Regions from separate parts of the Homo sapiens genome. Here region 1 is linked to region 2. A link is a contact called in ENCODE Hi-C data. All regions are on one chromosome and are shown on one strand. Each heading gives the region's core, a stretch centred on a gene start or an enhancer-like site at or near the end of the contact. The rest is flanking DNA. Distances are from core to core; before and after follow the strand shown.

The links. A loop is a pair of places that touch in the nucleus more often than their neighbours do. Pooled maps may share reads with other maps.
Region 1: a map of naive thymus-derived CD4-positive, alpha-beta T cell shows a loop between it and region 2 (8-fold over the local background). The contact joins the promoter of VSNL1 here to the promoter of OSR1 in region 2. A Hi-C loop is called at or near these places in 1 of 168 maps with a recorded cell type or tissue (naive thymus-derived CD4-positive, alpha-beta T cell), 1 of 37 single-sample maps with no recorded cell type and 8 of 50 pooled maps.

Annotation. Positions count from the first base shown.
Region 1 is chr2:17,539,413-17,542,112 of GRCh38, forward strand. VSNL1 (visinin like 1) reads left to right here and starts at 1,284. Exons shown (of 4, transcript NM_003385.5): 1 at 1,284-1,506.
Region 2 is chr2:19,357,279-19,359,978 of GRCh38, forward strand. OSR1 (odd-skipped related transcription factor 1) reads right to left here and starts at 1,345. Exons shown (of 3, transcript NM_145260.3): 1 at 1,063-1,345. RefSeq lists enhancers at 1-23, 689-1,217.

The sequences.
Region 1 (2,700 bases), core at 34-2,533, 1.8 Mb before region 2:
CTCTACAGTTTTCCTGAACATGATAAGGTGTGTGAAGACGCTGTGCAAATTGTACAGCGCTCTGCTTAAGGAGAACCTCGATCTTCATCTCGCCCCCAGAACTTCCCTCCCTTGAAAATAAAACTCCCACCTGAATGTAAAGCCCAGGAGGGGGTTTTGTTAACCGCACTTATTCCCAAAGCATAAAGGAATGTCTAATAGTTTTGCAAATGCTTCCATGAATAATTGTTGAATGAGTTCATGTACAACATACACACTTGAGGAAAACTGGTCTGGTTGGGAACATCTGGGAATTCTCCTTGCTTTTCTGGTAGGGAAGCGACCGACCAAACATTTATTGGGCACTACTCCTTGCCAAGCCTTCTAGGCTTTGGCAGGCCAATGGGGAGCCGGGGGGAGGGCTGGCAAACCTGTTAGTTGTTCAAGGACACAAAGGGGGCTTTATAAGATGGCCTAATCAGAGCCCTTAAACGTGGGTTCGCAAAATGGTTCATTCCCGCCCTTTCACCCACCCCCTCCCACCCCAGACGCAAAGCATATGTTAAAAACACTTAAGTGCATACAGAAGGCGCTTGGCTCAGGGTACACAGGGCAAGAAGCCTCGGATCCCAGCTCCCTTTAACACACATTTTTTCAACGCCGTTCTGGACCGAGACTGTCCGGGGCACTGGGTGCTGCAGGACCCGGCTCCCAGTACTCCTAGCAGAAGACCCTCTGATGAAATGGCCCATGACAAAATGACCACCATAACCGTTCCTTCAGTAAGCCAGGTAGACGTGCTCACAGCTTGCTGGGAAGTCTTCTTTCGGAGATTTCTGCAGTTTTCTCCTTCACCTTACAGCCTAACAAAGGGTGGGCCGGGGGTCGGCTAGGACAGAAAGCAGCGGGAAAAGCGGCTCCACGTGTTCCATCTCTGGCCTCGGCCTTCAGCCCCCAGGTTCGGTAACCACTGGGCGTGGCGAGTCCGGGTAACCCGCAGTCCCTCGCGCCCGTCCAGGTGCGGGTTGCTCCGGTAGCCGGACTCCCTTTTCCTATATACTTTCCTTTTGAGCTTTTGCTAAAATCTGGAGACGTGGAATCCACCCGCGGAAACTCCGAGCCCCTCCGACTGAGCATGCGCCATCGCCAGGCGGCTTTTGGTCACAGGCTCCCGAGTTCTCCTAGCTGGGGCTGCGGAGCTGGGGGGAGGGAAGAGAGGAAAGGGGAGGGGGTGCCTGGAGAGGCGGAGGCTCGCGCGCCTGCGCATCCAGCTCCAGGGACCCTAGGTTTTCTATGGGATTCCCAATCTGCAGCAGAGATTTACCCGAGCGTGTTGCGGCAGCGGCTGGGCTTGCAAGGCGCGATCCAAGAGGGATTTAAGCAGCCCAGAGCTCCAGAGAAAAAGAGAGCGAGAGAGAACCACACACAGAGACGGCTTAAGCGTTTACCCGAATTAAATATATATTTTTAAAAAGAACTGTTGAGTTTTATCATTTTCGTTAAGTGACCGTGCGCAGCGCTGTAACTGTAAGTGGAAAATACAATCTTCGTTGCATTTCTGCATGTGTAGTGCAACCAACTGTCAGAGAAATGCTTTGGCTATTGTCACATACTTTGCTTTGCATAGATGCGTCTAAATGCATGGGGACAATTTCCTTGCTTAATGCTGGCGATCTGAATGTGCTCTTAGTCCATGGGGGATCTTTTGGAATATTGGGGGTGGGGGAAGGGGGAGTGTTTATATGCGGCGTGTTTGGGGGATTGTCTTAGACTAGATTTAAGACAGGTGAAACTGAGATGCTTTCTTAGTTTGTCTTAGACAGATTTAAGTAGCTAATTGACCGATTGTGAAGTTTTCCGGTTGCTGATAAAACTATTGAGCGGGTACAGTCGAGTAGCAACCTGTCATCCGTGGGATTGGTGCACCATTTTTCTCACTGTGGAAGGGCAGCAAAGGTGTTTGCTAAGTAAAACTGAGTGGATGAGATTGGTATGGAAATCATGGTTGATCTCTGAGCGGGATGTTAGTGTTTAAGATCCACGGAGTCAGGCGCAAAATGAGCACATTTCTCTCAGTATTCAGAAATGAGTAGATAATTTTTTTCGTCTTTGATTTTTGTCACAATGGTGAATGGGCAGAAAAGGGAAAGATGCTCTACTGCACTGTCGATTTTGAACGGAGTCACAGGCTCGGTCGCTGAATGGGGACTGTCAGACCCAAACTAGTTACCTGCCTTTGCATTCCGTGTTCGCCATCCGGAATCTGGGGTTAAAAAATGTAAATCAAGGTGTGTTACATTTGGTAGTATTTCTTTAAAGGATAAAAGGTCGTTTTGTGTTTTGAGTTAAAATGGGTTGTTCCTTGCCCAGAAACTGGAAGAAGGGTCTTTGCAAGGTCAAACCCCGGGTGGAAATCAGAATGATGAATACCCTCAGGGGTACAAGAATGTGTACGTGGAAGGAGCGAGGAGAGGCTGATGCTCCCTGCATGGTGGAAATGATGAGTGCTCCGCATTGCCTGATCAGTGCCCTGTGAGATGCCAGAGTGGGAATCCATTTTTCTAGAGTTGCCCTCCTGTCCGTATTTTGGAAACTAAAATAAAATAGAATTGTTGGTGGTTGTGGAGAACACTAAGTACATACTATTTGTGTATCACTTTCCAGTTGAAGGCAAGAAAAGCTGGGGAGTTTTATTTCTACATATTAATATTTATTTTAATT
Region 2 (2,700 bases), core at 95-2,594:
GGGACACCTAGCCTTGCACGTGGTTTTGTTCCGCAGAGCCAATGCGCAGCTCTTAGCCTGGGTGAAATTTACCAAATTGTGGCAACAAAGAAACCCTTGCGGCTACTTTACACATTGAGAACCCAACCCGCTACTGCCTGAGCTGCTGAAAAAGGACTAAACGTGGTTTTTCATTCTTCTCCGAGACATTTCCGAGGAGAAATTAGTTCAGCAGGCAGCCCTTCACCCCTTTCCCCCTTCTTTCTCTCCTGACGGCTGGATTAGCGGACAGTCAGGGGAGTAACAGAACTTTTCCTGTCCCCAGCCCGGAGACCCTAGGGCTCCACAGAGTTTCCACTAGTGCTGTGTGTGGGTCTCGAATTGGAAAGCAGTGCTTGCGCCCACTGCATTGCCTCCCTGCACCAGGACAATCAAGGGTTCCGCTCCAGGCCTTGACGACACAGAGCAATCATCCTATGGAGAATATCCCTAAGTTAGAGCGCGAGTGCAAGGCGGGGTTCAGACTCGCAGCCCTGCGCTCTCGGGTCTAGGCGGCCTCATACTAGAGCGCAACTCCTCAAAAGACAAACTTGAACGAAAGCGCTACCGAGCTGGGGCATGCACCTGTCCCTGGCGCGGTCGGCTGCGGCTGTGGCCATTCACTCCCTCTCCCTTCCTTCTTCGTCAACCTGGGCGTCAGCCAGAGCTAGGAGCGCGTCTCAGGAAAGTTTGTGCCCGCTGAAGTTGCTCTGGTTTCTTAAAGGGGGCCCACAGATTGACTTTCAAAGTCCGTGGGCACCTCGCCCGTGATTCCGCAGAGCCGGGCGGGCTGGCCGCAGTAGCGGAGGCCCGCCCCCCTTAATCCCCAGCGGTCAGAGGCCGAGGACCCCGCGCAGGAAGTCCTGAGGCAGCACCCCCAACCACCCTGCTCTCACTTTCACAAAAGTCCTACAGCATTCGTTTGGCAAGAGCTTCCTTCAGGGGCATTGAGAGAGAGGAGGCACCCGCCGAGCAGTGACAAGGAACCTGGGAGTCCTGCCCGCATTCGCTTTGCTGAGCCCAGGCGCCCAGGACTGCAATTACCTTGTTCCGCAGAGGTCCTGGGGCTGAGCACGTCTCTGGGGCTTTAGCTGAAGGGGACTGGGGAAGCCGGAGGCCCTGGAGCCCACAGGCGCCCCTGGAGCTCTAGTGTCCCGACTCCTCTCCTGCCGCGGGGACTCCAAGCGCCGGACACGCGGGAGCGAGCGCTCAGCAGCCCCGGATCCTGCACGCCGGGGACGGTGAGCCTCGCTCGCGGCTCCCTCGCTGGGTCTGAACCAGGAGCAGCTGAGAACGTGCCGGGGAGAGGCCGAGCTCCGACTCACTCATCCCTTAGCACCGAGCCGCCTACTTATTTTAATCCACCACCCTCCCTCCTCCACCACCCCCACCCCCGCCCCTTGCCTCAGGATTCCTCCCCTCCCTCCCCTGCCCCCCAACCCTGCCCTGCGCCTGCGCAATGAAAGACAAAGTTTTTGCTGACCCGGGCAGCAGACTTTGGCAGCTGCTCTCGCTTGGACCCGGCCTCTCCCAACCTGCGTCCCCTCCTCTTCAGTCCCGCGCGACCCCTGCTGCCTTTTTAGGTCCAGAGCGGCACGCCTGGCGCACTGGAGGAAACGGTCCCTAGCAGATGAGAGCGGGCTGGCACCGCACGTTTCGAGGTCCTATACTTGGGCTCCTAGGACACAGCCCGTGCTCTTTGGGAGGAGGGAGGGAGGGGCAGTAGCTCTGTGCACCGGGATCCCCACACCGCGGCTTGGGTTTCAACGCACTTTGGCGCCTGACAGAGTCGCATCTCCTCCCAGAATCTCTTTCCAGAGGCGGCAGACCCCGAGTGTGGAGCAGCTCCTGGCTATCCAAGCGTGCTCGGGGCCAGGGTGTTAACCCAGGCAGCGCTGGTTAATTCCTGGTGCGGGAGGGCCAGGGTCACCGAAGCAAGCGAGCTGTAACATCTGAGTGCTTATGGTTGACCCCAGACCCTAAGTTCTGGAGTCCAGTAGAAAGAACAAAGAGTAGGGAAAGGAGGTCAGGAAAGTTATTTTCCTGGGGCCCAGAACTCTCTGAGATTTCACCCCAATGCACAGTGGCACTCTCTACTTACATATTTGTTTTAGGATGGATCAGAGTTTAGAGAGCCGCACTGGCAAGCTAGACGAGCTGCAAAGTTGTCAGTTCCAGGGCCTCTGAGTCAAGGAGCTGGTTCAGGTGGAGTTTTTAATCGGAAAGGAATCAGAGTTCTGGACATTAAAAATTCTATCTTCATTGCCTAGGCATTATGGAGGGTACCATCACCCCCTTGACTACCCATCTCTGAAAGCTGACCTCCGGCTGACCCCAGCCCAATCCCTCCCTAATGCCTTTCTGGAATACCCTTCCAGGCCTTGGGTTTGGCAAGGAGGAGTCACTGGTTTCCTGGGACTTGTGTGGGTCCAGATCACACAACTGCACTCTCTGCCTTTGCCCCAGAGTTGCTGCTGAGTGACTCTTGGAGCTGGATCCTAGATTCCGTGGGTCCCTAAGTACTGTACTGCTTCTCTCCCGAGGAGCTTCTGCTATCTCCAGCTTTGGTTTGCAAAGCTAATCTGATTTTCTTGGGAGGTGAAGAAGGTTGTAATACCTGACCTAGGGAGATGGTAATGAAGACTCCCCTCCCTCAAAGGCATAGTTGAAAGAGGATTTCCT